Linked DNA regions of Mus musculus: region 1 is linked to region 2. A link is a loop called in an ENCODE intact Hi-C map of the cell type or tissue named here. Cell type or tissue: heart. All regions are shown on one strand.

Region 1 (8,000 bases), 140 kb before region 2:
GGACCACCAAGGCTACACAGAGAAACCTTGTCTCAAAAAACCAAAAAACCAAACCAAACCAAGCCAAAACCAGTGTCATATTCCTGGAGGAAATGCAGGAATTAGTGCCACCATCAAGGACTTAAAAGATGCAGGGGTGGTGGGTCACACCACATCTCCTGTTAACTCTCCTATCTGGCCAGTGAGTGCAGAAGACAGATGGATCATGGAGAATAACAGTTGACTATTGAAAACTAAATCAAGTAGTAACTCTGATTGCATCTGCTGTACCATGTAGTTTTCTTTTCTTTTCTTTTCTTTTTTTAAAGATTTATTTATTATTATACATAAGTACACTGTAGCTACCTTTAAATACACCAGAAGAGGGCGTCAGATCTCCTTACAGATGGTTGTGAGCCACCATGTGGTTGCTGGGAATTGAACTCCAGACCTTCAGAAGAGCAGTCAGTGCTCTTACTCGCTGAGCCATCTCTCCAACCCTTGTTTTTTTTTTCTTACTTGAGCAAATTAACACATCTCCTGGCACATGGTATACAGCTTTTGATCTAGCAAATGCCTTTTTCTCAGTACCTGTCCCTAAGGACCACCAGAAACAATTTGCTTTGTTGGCAAGGCCAGCAGTATACTCTTACAGTTTTGCCTCAGGATATATTAATTCTTTTTTTTTTTTTTTTTTTTTTTTTTTCTTTTGGCTTTTCGAGACAGGGTTTCTCTGCTCTATAGCTCTGGCTGTTCTGGAACTCACTTGTAGACCAGGCTGGCCTCGAACTCAGAAATCTGCCTGCCTCTGCCTCCCAAGTGCTGGGATTAAAGGCGTGCGCCACCATGTCCGGCAGGATATATTAATTCTTTTGCCCTGTGTCATAACTTAGTTAGAAAGGATTTTGTTTTTTCATCCTCCCTTCTTCCACTCACTCCGAGGCTCTGCTTGCTCTGGCCCAAAGTTGTGTGTGTGGGTTTTTTTCTTTGTTTGTTTGTTTGTTTCTCATCACGGATGGTTGTGAGCCACCATGTGGTTGCTGGGATTTGAACTCAGGACTCCGGAAGAGCAGTCAGTGCTCTTAACTGCTGAGCCATCTCTCTTACTATGAGCTTTTTGAATTGCACTAAAAAGGGATAGAGGTGGGCTGGCGAGATGTCTCATTGGTTAAGAGTGCTGACTGCTCTCCTGAAGGTCCCAAGTTCGGATCCCAGCAACCATATGGTGGCTCACAAACATCTATAACAAAATCTGATGCCCTCTTCTGGAATATCTGGGGACAGCTACAGTGTACTTACATATAATAAATAAATAAATCTTAAAAAAAATAGGAATAGAGGCTTGGGACAAATTTGTGTTCAAGGAAAAACATTCAGGACCAAGGATGAAGTTACAGGTGTCATAAGTCAAGGCCATGAAAAAACTGTTGCTTTGAACTTATAATGAGCTTACAATATGAAACATTGCTTTGAATTTGTTAATAATACCTTTCTGAAATTCCCCCTTTGTGTAACATTTTATATATGAGGTAGTTTTCTAAGAACTTTTGTCTATAAAAAGGCCAGAGAAAATGTAGGTCCCTGTCCACCCCAGCCACAGGGCACAGCTGCTTATGCTTATGCCAGGGAGGGTGCTGAGCTGTCAGGAAGCTCCAAGAGCACAGTCTTAGGTGTGGGAAAGCTGGAGCTGGTTCAGGGGTCCAAGGGGCAACAAGGCCAGGGTGTGGACTTCTCTGACTCTTGGACATCCAGGCTCTGCTGGGAGTCACAAAATAGTAGAGGACAGAATCAGGGACGGAAGGCTGGGCTGGGGCTGGGGTAGAGGACTAGGAGAGGAGGTGAGTGGGGAGATCTGGCTTGTCCCATGTGTGTAGGCTTAATGATGGCAGTTGTGGCTGGGAGTGCAGAGAGGCCTTCTATGGGAGATTAGGCTGCAGGTCTGTAGGTGAAGGCCTTCTTCATGGTTCCCCATGGTGGAAACCCTAAGACTGTGTGTGTGTTTGTGCGCATGTGTGGGTGTGTATAGATCAAACAATAATTCTGAGCCGGGCGGTGGTGGCCTTTAATCCCAGCACCTGGGAGGCAGAGGCAGGTGAATTTCTGAGTTTGAGGCCAGCCTGGTCTATAGAGTGAGTTCCAGGACAGCCAGGACTGCACAGAGAAACCCTGTCTCGAAAAACCAAAACCAAAACGAAACAACAACAAAAAAACCCAATAATTCTGTAGTCCTTTTTCCACTTTTATCTGGGTTCTTGGTCTCAGACACAGTCCATAGGGTTGTGGGACAAGTAAGCACTGTTATCCATTGAGTCATCTCACTGGCCTGTACTTTTGCACAAAGTTTTGTGAATGCACAAACACCCCTTGTACTACTCTTAGTCAGTCTCTCTCCTGCTTTCAGATTCTAAGCAATTACTGAAGGAGAATCTTAGATATTGAAATCTTTTATATAGAATCATATAAGTGATATGTTTATATCTAAAGCATGTACTGATATCTGCCTCTGACCTACCTTATTCAAACATTAGATAGATTAATAGTCCCTACTAACTACCTAGACAAGAAATACTAATTCATATTAAACTTCAAGCTTCCCCCTTTCTCCTTAGACTTTTCCCATTCAAATCCTATGCATGCTACTTCTGCTCTCAGCTGGTTTCGCACAACTCAACTGCCTGTGAATACTAAGCAACTCTTGGTGGGAGGACATCAGGAGTCACATGCTATATTTGAGTGACTTTGAGTCATTGGTCTCAAGAAACATTGCTCTAGTCAAAGCACTTATGGAATGTCTCTTGCGAGGGATAATTGCTAGTGTCACATTTCATCTGTTGAACAGCCTCAGACGATTTGATTTCATTGCACTGACCACACTCAGAGTGTGGAGGGCAGTGACGAGTGAGGAAATTGTTATCTGAAAAATCAACCAGGAGCTCTAGGGTTGGCGTCATTCTAGCCTGAGGTCTGGATTCTTGGTCCTGTGGCAGTTGGTAACAGTTAGAGCTAGGGTGATGAAAGTTTTGATGAGGGGTAGAAGGAGCAATGGCTAAAGACAAAAGGTACCGATGATAAGAAAGAGGACAGCAAGAGCTGAGCTATTTAGCACTTTTTTTTTGTTGGTTTTTTTTTTTTTTTTGAGACAGGGTTTCTCTGTGTAGCCCTGGCTGTTCTGGAACTCACTCTGTAGACCAAGCTGGCCTCAAACTCAGAAACCCGCCTGCCTCTGTCTCCCAAGTGCTAGGATTAAAGGTGTGTGCTACCACTGCCCGGCTATTTAGCCCATTTTTTTTTTAAAGATTTATTTATTTATTTATTATATGTAAGTACACTGTAGCTGTCTTCAGACACACCAGAAGAGGGCGTCAGATCTCATTACAGATGGTTGTGAGCCACCGTGTGGTTGCTGGGATTTGAACTCCGGACCTTTGGAAGAGCAGTCGGGTACTCTTACCCACTGAACCATCTCACCAGCCCCCCATTTTTTAAAATATGTATTTATTTATGCATATGAGTGTTCTGTTTTGCATGTGTGTCTGCATGACAGAAGAGGGAATCAGTTCCCATTACAGATAGTTGTGAGCCACTTTGTGGGTGCCAGGAATTGAACTCAGGACCTCTGGAAGAGCAGCTAATGAACCATGTCTTCAGCCCCAACTTTATTTTTTTTAATTATTATTTTACTTTATGTATATAAGCAGGGTTTTTGTTTTGTTTTCCCTGCATGTATGTCTGTAAACTACATGCATGCCTGGTGTCTCTGCAGGCCAGAAAGGGTGTCATATCTTCAGGAACTGGAGTCACAGTTGTGAGCTTCCATGTGGATGCTAGGAAAAATGCTTTTTCCTTTTGGAAAAGCAGCCATTGTTCTTGACTACTGAGCCAGTCTCTTTAGCTCTAACACAGAACTGTTTCTGCAATTCTGAATTTTGACTAACGAAGCTTTAAACAAATTACATTAAGTTTTTTATTATTATGATTTATTGTATGTGTGGGGGGGGGAGTGCACAAGCCAAGGTGCATGTGTAGAGGTCAGAGGACAACTTGGAATTTGTTTTCTCCTTCACTCCAGGAGGTACTAGTGATTGAACTCAGTCATCAGGTTTGGTAGTAAGCACCCTTACCAGTTGGGAGTTCAGGATAACTTTGGTTCTTTCCTTTCATAGGTGAGTCCCAGGGCTTGAACTCAGGCCCCAAGGAAGCCTTTTTTTTTTTAAAGATTTATTTATTTATTTATTTATTTATTTATTTATTTATTTATTTATTACTTGTAAGTACACTGTAGCTTCAGACATACCAGAAGAGGGCATCAGATCTCATTACGGATGGTTGTGAGCCACCATGTGGTTGCTGGGATTTGAACTTCCGACCTTCGGAAGAGCAGTCAGGTGCTCTTACCCACTAAGCCATCTCACCAGCCCCCAAGGAAGCTTTAAAAGAGGAAAACACAACAGAACAAAAACTCTAGAAATCTATCAGAGGTGAACTATTTCTCCAGGGCTTAAACACAAACTAGAAAAGACTGCTTTTTGGAAAGCCCCTCTAGTCTCATGAAATATTCCTCTGATTACATCACTGAGAAAAAAAGATAGTTCTTAGTTCTGAAGAACTTAGTCTGGAGGGCAGAGCTTATGTTAATGAGAACAGGCCTGGACTCATGTGCTGTCCTGCATTTAAAGTACTGGAGAGGGTGTCTCTTGTCTCAACTAAAATGGGACAAGGAAAGTGAATGAGCCAGTAGGGGCATTCAAGGCTTTTATCTGCTAAGTCATTGGTCTAAGGAGGATAAACAAATTGTTCTCCCTCCTGCTAAATTCTTCCCTACTGTTTTTTTGTTTTGTTTTGTTTTGTTTTGTCCCTCAGCTAACTGTACCCAGAGTGTGAGTCTGCAGCAGTTGCCAAGCAACATTACTGTTAGGAACAACTGGGTGGGGAGAGAACTGGAGATTTGACTTCTCTAGCCTGGGGCAAGTGGGTGGAACCCTCCCGTCTAGTACATTTTGTACTGTACTTGGAGGAGCATGCAATTTTAAAAATCAGAATTGTTTCAGTTAGATGTTGCTGAAATTAAACCATAACATCATGCCCTGTGCTTAGCTGGAGGGAGTGGGGCCTGGGTAGCTTAGTCATTTGGGGACTTCTGTCACAAAGATCATCACTAGATTTTCCTTTAAAAAGTTCCTGGGATTAAAGTCAATGGAGTTGTAGAAACAAAACTTGGTTCCAGGCCAGGGTGGAAGAGAACAGACAAATGAACATCAGGCAAAAGAAAGTCACACACTGGTTTTAACAGACTGGCGCGCGCGCGCGTGTGTGTGTGTGTGTGTGTGTGTACTGGAGGTCACCTCACAAGTGCTAGGTGAGTGCTCTACCATTGAGCAGTATCTCTGATAACATTTCATAATCTATATAAGAGCACATTGTACATCAATTTAACATTACACTTTAACATTACTGAGTCCTGTGCTTTTTTTTTTTAAGATTTGTTTATTTATTATATGTAAGTACATTGTAGCTGTCTTCAGACACTCGAGAAGAGGGAGTCAGATCTCCTTACGGATGGTTGTGAGCCACCACGTGAACTCCAGACCTTCGGAAGAGCAGTTGGTGGGTGCTCTTACTCACTGAGCCATCTCACCAGCCCTACTGAGCCCTGTTGTTGTTGTTTTTCTTTTTTTGGTTTTTGGTTTATCGAGACAGGGTTTCTCTGTGTAGCTCTGGCTGTCCTGGAACTCACTTGGTAGACCAGGCTGGCCTCGAACTCAGAAATCCACCTGCCTCTGCCTCCCAAGTGCTGGGATTAAAAGTGTGCTCCACCACCACCCGACTCTGAGCCCTGTTTAAACATTTATTTCTAAAGACAGACTCACATAACCCAAGCTAGCCTCCCATTCTCCGGCCACTACTTCCCAGGCACATACTTCCCAGGAATGCAGGTATGTGCTGCCACACTCAGCTCAGGCTATCAGGGATTGAACCCAAAGCTTCACACATGTTAAGCAAGAACTCTACCAACTGAGCCACATCCCTAGTCTATTTGGCTTTTTTGCACAGGGTCTCTCTTTTGGCCCAGGATGCCATTGCATTTTCACGGATCTTCTCCTTCCACCTCAGTTTCCAAGGTGCTAGAATTACGAATAGGTATGAGCCACTGAGGTTTGTTTTGTTTTGTTTTGTTTTTTTGCTTTGTTTTGTATTTTGGTGATAGGATTTCTCTGTGCAATTCAGAGTCTCCTGCCTCTGCCTCCATTGTGCTGGGGCTAAAGGCGTGTGCCACCACAGCCCATCTTGAGTCTTGCTTTTACTTTTTTCTTCTCTACCTTTGTGTGTGAGCAAATGTGGCGGTCAGAGGACATGTTTTGGGAGTTGGTTCTTTCCTTCCATCATGTGGGCTCTGGGGAGGGAATTCAGACCACCAGGCCTGGCTGCAAGCACCTTTTCTTGTGGAGCTATCTACTGCCAGGCCAGCAGGTATTTTTAACTTTCATACTACCATACCATACAAGGTTTGGGAACTGACCTCTCCCATTCTTCCTGACTACTTGCGTGGCAAGAGTCCAAATCCTAGGTCTACAGATTAAGAGTTCTTCCTATCTGGAACCAATGTCCTTTGGGCCACCCAGCCTTACTTGGAGGAGCTCCCAGTCTAGGGAGGTAGGCAGGTGGCAAAGTATGAGATAAAATCAAAACAAACACTTATTAACAGTGTTTAGCTCCAGGAAATTGGGTTGGGAATGAAAGGGAGACCTGGGAGACTTCTGAATCATTGAAAACTTTATTATTTTAGAGAAAGGGGAAAAGACCATGGAGGAAAAAACTCTATCTGTTTATAAGCTTTCATTGAACACAGTAGTAACCTTGTTTAAAATCTTAAATAGGCAAATTGACTTGGAACAAGAAAACAAACCATCAAATATCATAATTAAGGGCTCTTTATCAGTTAAAAGATAATGAGCACCAAAGCCACAAGAGAACAGTGCAACAATAAAGGAGACTGTTTAGTCCCTGAGGGTGGCAGGGATGGGAGCAAATGCCTTGCAGATGGATGCAAGCTGGAGAAGGCACTAAAGCAGAGCCTTGGGCCTGGGTGTGAGCTTGCACAGCCGCAGAGCTTTGATTATTACATGTATTCAAAGCTGGTTATTACCGGTGTGTGTGTGTGTGTGTGTGTGTGTATGAAAGAGAGAGAGAGAGAGAGAGAGAGAGAGAGAGAGAGAGAGAATATTACACTGTGTGCATGTGTGGAAGTCAAAGGACAACTTGTAGGAGTTGGTTCTCTCCTCTCAGCATGTGGGTCCTGGGGATTAAACTCGGGTTATCAGGCTTGGTGGCAGGTGCTTTTGTGCTTTTTACCAACTGAGCCATCTTGCTGGCTGTAAACAGAATTCTTACATAGGAGAGGCTCAGAAACATCTATTGAATTTGGGACAGGTATGTAAGGGGTTTTAATGTTCCCCTTCACCTAAAAAGCACAATTTAAGATATAGATCATATTACAGATAAATTAAAGGCAGTTTTCTAAACTTACTTTTATTTATATGTCCTGTAAAATTAAGAAAATGTCAACTGTCCATAAAAAAGTGTGGAGAAGGGGAGGTGTGAAGAGGAGGTGACAGATATCCCCTCCAGGGCTCTCACCGCCATCAGGTGTAAAGTTCTTATCCTACACAGAATTAAAGGCAAGTAAGTGTGTGAGCCAGGTGTGATGCACCTTGGAATCCTGAATCTCCACTGATAGAGACCTACAATCACAGCGAGAACAACCAGCTCAACATAATTACAGTTTGGGTTAGCGTACGAAAAGACACATTTAGACAGCTGTGGTTACTTCGAAGCACCAAGTAGGATCTCAGGATCCTTCATGCCATGTTCTTAGGTACTAAAATGGGCTTTTATTAAAAATTCAGCTTGGCAGAGCTGACAGATGGCTCAGAGTGAAGGCCTTTGCAAGCCTGAGTTTGACTACTACAATTCAAGTAAAGGTTAATGTCCTTCACAGACATACTACAGCACACTTACATAGT
Region 2 (8,000 bases):
TTCAAGTTTCAGAGTCTAGGATGATGGATTTTTTCTAGACCGCTCAAAGCAAAGGAGAGCCCCTCTGCTGACCTTGCTCTGTGTCTTTCTCCCTGAATGCCCCAGGCGAGGGCATTGGGAGGGATTAGGAGTAAGGTTCCTATGCAGCGTTCTGGAAACCAGACATGCAGGAGAGGTTTGACCAGACATGGGTCTTTCTGGGTTAAGATGACAGTTCCCTGTATGCTACATGATTGTGATGTTATTGAGTCCTGCGGCTGAGCTTTAGGGTCTGAGTCCTCTGCAGAACACAGCTAACTGGTCTGTGCTACATAAGGCCGTAAGCAGTAGATTAAATTTGTACCCTCATGTTCCTTGTCTACTTTTGTTGATGGTGCCTGGTTGTGGCACATTTCAGTCCTGGGCACCTAGAGGTAGCACAGTGTTTTTTTTTTTTTTTTGTTTTGTTTTGTTTGTTTTTTTTTTTTTTTTTTTGTATAAAGTGTGGTCTTTGAAACAGACTGATTTTGAAACCAGACTTTACCACTTCTTCACAGAGAAACAGAGTAATCTTCTGATCTGTGTCTCTCCACCTTTAGAATGGAGATAGCTGTTTTCTACAATATTCCCTGTGAGGATAAAAAAGTTGAAGTATGTGAAACACTTGATGCAGTGTCTGAACCCATGCATGATACGTGCTCACCAAGTGGGCCATGATAATGTGTATGGCATGCCTGAACCCATGCGTGATACATGCTCACCAAATGGGCCATGATAATGGCATGTTTCATGTTGTAGATAGAGTATATCCTTGTGGGAATACACAGCTAGAGCTCCTGAGAAGCGAGGGCTGGAAAGAGACATGGAGAAACCACAGCAGTGGGTTAGGGCAGGGAGGGAGCGACCATAGTAGGAGTTGTGAGGGCCAAGGAGAACCTTGGGGCTGTTTCTATAGCAGCAGGAGGAAGTGGATTTGCTAAAGGAAGCAGATAAGAAGAGGCACATGAGAATGTAAATTGCAGAAAAATCAGATAGGAGTAAGAAGGGGCCTCTGGATTTAACAATAGGTAGCCATTGGTAGCAAGGGAGAGGCAGTTTCTCTATGGTAGTCTTGGAGTTAAGTATGATAATGTTTAAGTATTAAGTGTACAAGACTGTTAAAGGGGACATGGAGCATAACATCCTAAGGCACTGCCCAGCATAATCCAGAGTGGGTAATGGTGCCCTGCAAGGCCTCTGACAGACACGGCTGCTGCTCAGGGATATGCACATACTATTTTTTTCTTAGAAAATAATTGTATGCCTGCTGCTGCTGCTGCTGCTGCTGCTACTACTACTACTGTTTATCAGTGTTTTGTTTGCGTATGTGTCTGTGCACCATATGTGTGCCTGGTGCTGGTGGCCTTAAAGGTCAGAAGAGGGCATTGGATTCCCTTGAACTGGAGTTATGGAAAGTTGTGTGCCACCAGGTGGGTATGGGCAGTGGTCTTAGCTGCTGAGCCATCTCTCCAGCTCATGTAAGGCTTCTAACATGTCTCTCTACAGAGCCTTTGCTATTTTGGAACTGACTATGTAGACCAGGCTGGCCTCAAACTCACAGAGATCTATCTGCCCCTGCCTTCCTGAGTGCTGGGTCTAAAGGTGTATGCCACCATTCCTGGCCTTCCAATATGGTCTTTGAAGATATTTTGCAGCTACCACTCAGAATTCCAAGTTTATATGTACGCTGGAACTAGAAGTGGATGGGTCTCTTATCCTTGACCTTTTGTCACGAAAATATCCATGGTGGACCTGCAAGCCACTTTGCCTTGCTTTCAGAATTAACAATTAAGCAGCAAGGATGTGTGCGTACTTTATTGTAGACATGGTGAGAGCTTTCTTGATTTAGGGGCTTCGTTACCACTGAGCCACTGCTGTGGTCAGCTTCTTGATGATCCTGAGGAGCAACAGGACCCACACGGGCCTTGAGGGGCCTGGTGCTGCCTTTGCTGCAGCCCAGCCTGGGCTTCTGAATGCTTACCTATATCATTGCAGGCTGACTCGAACATTCTGTCCTCCTTTAAACATGTTCACCCTGTTTGGGAGGAGAGTGACCTCTCTGGTGCAGCAGACCTTGTCGTGTCTCGTGTGGGCTTACTCAGTGCTTTGCCTCCTTGAGTGCCTCTGCGTCTCCGCTCAGATGGGGAATTCCTCTCAGAATAGGAACATGTGGTGCAGTTCCAGCACCAGGGAAGTTTGAGGCAGGAGGATCAAGAGATTGAGGCCTGCCTGGTTTACATGACAAGGTCTGTTTCTAGCCACTAAGTAGAAATAGGGTTAGACTTAGAGATTATCCTTCTGTGAGTGAGCAGGAGTATTCCTGCAGGGTAGAGAAGGGGTCACTGGAGAGATTAATATGAACTTGCTTCAGTTGCGGAGTCAGCCTCTTGAAGTTTCACCGCGGCCTTGGCACACTGGGCTTTAGCAAGCCATCTGCCCTTTGACCGAGCACTGCACCCAAGGTCACACTAGGATGTGGGAAATAGTGCCTATTACATTTTGTTTCCTTTCTAAATATTTAACAATATAAAAACTATACGTTTGAACTGTTTTTGAAATGCAGGGTTTTAGAAAATGTAACATAAAAACATACATTTAAAAAAATAAAATTTAGAATGCAATGTCTTTGTGGGTTTAACTTATCTGTTGGTAATTTTAAAGTCTTACAAGTTCAGAGTGTCTCGTGTACATAAGAGACGTTTACTGCTCGTTACATAGAGTCTAAATAGAATGTATTTACCTTGTATACACACACACACACACACACACACACACACACACACGCACGCACGCACGCACGCACCACACACGCACGCACGCACGCACGCACGCACGCACGCACGCACGCACGCACGCACACACGCACGTGCTCGAGCATGCTCCTTTGTTTGTTTGTTTGAGACAGGATCTCTCTTTCTGGCTGGCCTTGAACTCCGAGATCCACCTGCCTCTGCCTCCCGAGTGCTGGGTTAGAGGCGTGCTCCTGTTCCTCCACTCTTGCATAATTTTTATGTTTCTACTAATCCATCTATCATAATGATCACTGTGTTTAAAGTTTACAGTTTTTGTTGTTACTTGTTTTGTTTTTGAGACATGGTTTCACAGTGGAGGCTGGGCTGACCTCAAACTTGTGGCTATTCTCCTGTCTCCACCCCTGAGCCCCGAGATCATAGATATGCTGTACCATACCCAGTGAAATCAAGGCTTTTTTTCTCTACTTCAGCCAATACTGTCTAACGACGGCAGTTGTGTGAATAATGCACCCACAATATTCATTCGACTATGGTTTCCATTACCTAGAACGAATGTCAAGAATGTTAAATAAATATTTAAATTACATGGTAAAGTCAAGGTGTTTTCTGTCGGCACGTTTGTAGAGAGATGGTGAGCCCCTTTGAGTTGGTTCCACATTTTCTTCTGGTGATAATTCTTGGAAATGTGTGCCCATAAAGCATAAAGTATAGTTTTTACTAGTGTCATTTCCCATAGAACCAAGAACAAAACAGGATGTGTCTGTCACACACGTATTTGGAAGAAGTGCCTTGCTGCAGTGAAAACTCAAACTTGAAATGTTTTAAAGAGATCTTAGTAGAGGTAAAATGTAGGTTGCTCCTTTAATGACAGAGAAAACTTTTGACAGAATAAAAATCCAAGCCAAAGACCTAGAAAAATCACATTCAGCTTCAAGTTTCTTCTTGTTATTTTTAGTGAAATCTGCTTGGAAGGAGGAAGCAGGCTGCTTCCTGGACTGAATGAGCCTTAGAATTGGCACAGGCGCTTCTGTAAAGCAACCCTGGCACACACGTGACTCATTATTTAGTTTACTTGAATAGTGGAGTGAGAATGTGTCTCTTTGGCCAGCACAGGCAAAAGGTCCTTCTGCTCCTTGGTTAGAGTGTGTATGATTGTGTTCCAAGTCAACAGGAAGGACACAGTTGCTGGGAGTGATGGCTTGTTGGTGTTGGGGCTTAAAGTCAGCCTTCCAGGGCTTGAGAGTTTACCATTCCAAGAAGGTTCCAGAACTTGGGAAGCTGCTTTGAGAACTGAATTGAGAATCTGAGTTGCAAACAAAGGGTCACCTGGAGCTGGGAGGTGGTGGGTAAGCAAAGGCTGTCTCCTGATTTGCGCAGTGTCATGGGCTACAGCATCCTGTCAAATCCACAATGGCCCTTCATCCTGTATACACACATGCCATGCACATGTGCTTCCTCATAGTATTCCCTTGATGAGCTAAGTCTCAACCAGCAGCCCAGTGCCTCGTTTTGGGCTCCCTTAGGGAGTTAGAACTTCTATGTATGTTATCACTACCTTGGATAATTGCTTATCTAACTATCTTTTATTTTATATTTTTTATTAGATATGTATTTACATTTCAGATGTTATCCCCTTTCCTGGTTTCCCCTCCCAACCCCCTATCTCATCCCCGCTCCCCTGCTTACTAACCTGCCCACTCCTGCTTCCCTGTCCTGGCATTCCCCTACACTGGGGCATCGAGCCTTCTCAGGACCAAGGGCCTCTCCTCCCATTGATGCCCACAAGGCCATCCTCTGCCACATATGCAGCTAGAGCCATGAGTCCCTACATGTGTACTCTTTGGTTTAGTCCCTGGGAGCTCTGGGGTGGGTAGGGTCTGGTTAGTTGATAGTGTTATTCTTCCTATGGGGTTGCAAACCCTTTCAGATCCTTCAGTCCTTTCTCTAACTCCTCCATTGGAGATTCCCTGCTCAGTCCAATGGTTGGCTGTGAGCATCCACCTCTGTATTTGTCAGGCACTGGCAGGGCCTCTCAGGAGACTGCTGTATCAGACTCCTGTCAGCAATCACTTGTCGGCATCCCCAATAGTGTCTGGGTTTGGTGACTGTATATGGGATGGATCCCCAGGTGGGGCAGTCTCTGGATGTCTTTCCTTCAGTCTCTGCTCCACACTTTGACCAGACCAAATGACGCTCAAGAAGGAATACCAAAATATGGCTACTTCTGTCCTTCTTAGAAGGGGGAACAAAGTACCCATGGGAGGGGCTAACTATCTTATTACCTGGATGTAGGAGTAAACAGACTCTCTTGTAGCCCAGGCTGTCCTTGAATTCATTATTTAGCTGAGGATAGTTTTGATCCTCCTGCTACAAACCGACTCTTACTGCTTGCGTGCATTCTCTCTCTCTCTCCTTTCTTTTAAAAAACTTATTTTGTTTTAGCCTCTTCTTGACTTTAATCATCTTTCTCATTATCCTTTTTTCTCTTCGGTTACTACCCTCCACCTCCTTAGAAGCACAAAAGGCTAGGCTGTAAGTGACACCTCTTCACCAAGAGGAGAGCGGGGCCTGAGTGTGCTTCCCTTCCACTCAGAGCATTTGCTGACGCTGCTCATGCCTTTTCAAGGCCTTGCTTAATGAATGTTTATCCCAACGGAGCTTCTATCACTAAATTTGTGATGGTTTTGAACTTGCAGTACTTTGTAAATGGAATTTCTTTCCATTTCCTGTTGCATTTTATTATTTCACAAACAGCATTATAATCACATTAGCAGGGGTACAAAGAATAAAAAAGAAAAATGAACCCCAAGTCTTATTTGTAACTAAATATTTTCTGTGGTTTTGACAAATGTTTGCCAGAAAGTCTGCATTTCTGTTTATGCAGGTGAAACCATGGGTCAGCTTAACTTTGCATTCTTTGTTCTCATACTTGGGAAACAATTTCTCAAGTGTAATTTTAAGTGTTTGTGTAATGTCGCCCGGTATGGAGGGGAAGCGACCTCGGTGGTGTGGCTGCTGGGTGGCTCTGTGCTGACTGTCCTCTGTGTGATGAGTATTGTTATCCCCATTCACAGATGAGGAGATTGGAGCTTAGCTTGTTCATTTTAGGTGTCAGCTGAGGTCCCTTGCTGAACTCTGGGAATTCAAAGATAGATGGGGCACCTGTGAAGAATTCAGAAAGGGGTGGAAAAGCAGACAAGGATTAGAGAATGGAACCCAGCACACTGAGTGCCGGGACACAGAAGGGGATATAGGGAATGCAGCACCTGCTGTAGGGTTGGTTGAAGCGGTGTGAGGGAACCTGGGGTCTTGTTAAAAATGCAGTGTGGCCTTTGGAGAGGGTGAGATGCCCAGTATGAGGCCTGAAGCAAGCAGATGGAGAAGGATCACATTTGTGAACTGTCTGGAAAAACAGTACTTTCTTTCTCTTTCTCCCGTGAGTTTTTTGTTTATTCTCTCTCTCTCATCCTCCCCCATCCCTCTTTTTTTATTCTTTGAGACAAGAGTTTCACTCTGTAGCCCTGGCTGACCTGAAATAGCTGTGCTTTAGTCTCCTAAGTGCTGCCATTAAGTATGCCATGGCATGCAGCTAAATATTTATTTTCCATTTCAACCTTTTAGGAAGATAAGCATTTTATATCCTGATCCAGCACAAACAAATATGTGTACACAAAAAACTTGTAAAACTGTATCTGGCTCTACTGTGATTGAACTAGCATATTTTCATTCCATCACAAAAATCCTGGCTTACTTCATAGTGAGAACCACTGATCCCAGGAATGTCAACAGCACTTTGTTTCTGGTTTGATGTAAATGGTGAGGACATAGAGTACTGGCATGGGGTTTGTGGGTGATTTTGCACCAACTGAAGTCAGTAATGAGGGGAGGAGATCAGAGAGGACAGGAGGTGTGGTAAATATGTGCAAAGTATCTGATGTGCACGTATGGAATTACCATGGTCACACCCATCAGTGTGTACTATGAATATGCTCTAGAAATACATCAGATAGAGAGGAAACATTGGGAAGGTAGAGACGAATGATAGTGTTTGAGAGTAACCACACGGGGTTGTTGAAGACAAGCAATGTCATCTCCTCGTTCAGTGACACTGCCTCTGCCCTGCCCTCCAATATTTTTCTGCATAATGTCTGATGTTTCAGGGTTTGGTAAGCCTTTTTGGCTCAGGCTAGGAATCCAATCATATTTGTCACATCATCAGTGTTCTGGTGGATGGGGACAGCAGCAAAGAGATAACTGGTTTACATAGGAAGTCTGTAAATTAGGGGATAACTTGTGCATTTGAGATGTTTATTTGATTTAACACTAATGTTTAGTGAGATTTGTGTGCAGAGCTGGGCGCTGGTTGCAAATGCTCCAGTAATTCAGTACAAGGGAGGTGGGGTCCAGAGAATCAGGTCAAGGTCATACTTGGCTACATAGAGTAAGTTTGAGGCCAGTCTGGACTATATGATGAGATTCTGTCTCAAACAAATCAAAACAAAAGGAAGAAGAGATTAACGTTCTTGGTATATTGAAGTATTTATCTAAAGAGAGTAATGAGGTGTCAGTAGTTTGTTTGTGTATGGTGTATTTATATATAGCATGGTGGCACACTTCCTTAATCCAGTGCTCAGAGTCAGAGGCTGGGGGATCTTTGTGTTCAAGGCCAGTCTGGTCTAAAGAGTAAGTTGGACAGCTAGGGCTACACAGAGAAACCTTGTCTCAAAAACACTAAAAAAAAAAAAAAAAAAAAAAAAAGAAGAAATAATTAATTTTTTGTTTCCCTACAGATTGAATACCTGCTTAAGAAGCTTACAGAAGCTATGGGAGGAGGTTGGCAACAAGAACAATTTGAACATTACAAAATAAACTTTGATGACAATAAAGATGGCCTTTCTGCATGGGAACTTATTGAGCTAATTGGGAATGGACAGTTTAGCAAGGGCATGGACCGTCAGACCGTATCTATGGCCATTAACGAAGTCTTCAATGAGCTTATTTTAGATGTATTGAAGCAGGTAAGAGGGCCATAGCACTTTCTCTCTCATCTTTAGATTCTGATGTTTGAGACCAAATAGCTTCCTTCCCTCTCCATAAGTCACTTATACTCTTTAAATGATTTAGAACAAAAATAAAGTTTTCTGTTTTCTCTGTTATTAGACTTTTAGGATTCGCCCACCCTGCTGGGATATTGAGGATTAAACCAAGGTATTATGCATTCTAGACAAG

What was found. Peaks named below come from ENCODE experiments on the same cell type or tissue, not always from the same donor. Only the 100,000 strongest peaks of a DNase experiment are listed, where the experiment ranks them.
Region 1: a loop joins it to region 2, with 2.8 times the contacts of the local background. A loop is called at or near these places in 2 of 42 quality-filtered maps.

Annotation. Positions count from the first base shown.
Region 1 is chr7:110,112,133-110,120,132 of GRCm38, forward strand. No RefSeq gene overlaps it. Among named protein-coding and RNA genes, the nearest start is that of Wee1, 5.9 kb to the right of the region's middle. In heart, no CTCF peak of the experiment used is centred here; DNase peaks (open chromatin) are centred at 4,919 and 6,539; H3K27ac peaks cover 567 bases.
Region 2 is chr7:110,256,319-110,264,318 of GRCm38, forward strand. It overlaps Swap70 (SWA-70 protein), which reads left to right. Exons shown (of 12, transcript NM_009302.3): 4 at 7,562-7,789. Among named protein-coding and RNA genes, the nearest start is that of Gm32861, 28 kb to the right of the region's middle. In heart, no CTCF peak of the experiment used is centred here; a DNase peak (open chromatin) is centred at 3,913; H3K27ac peaks cover 4,918 bases.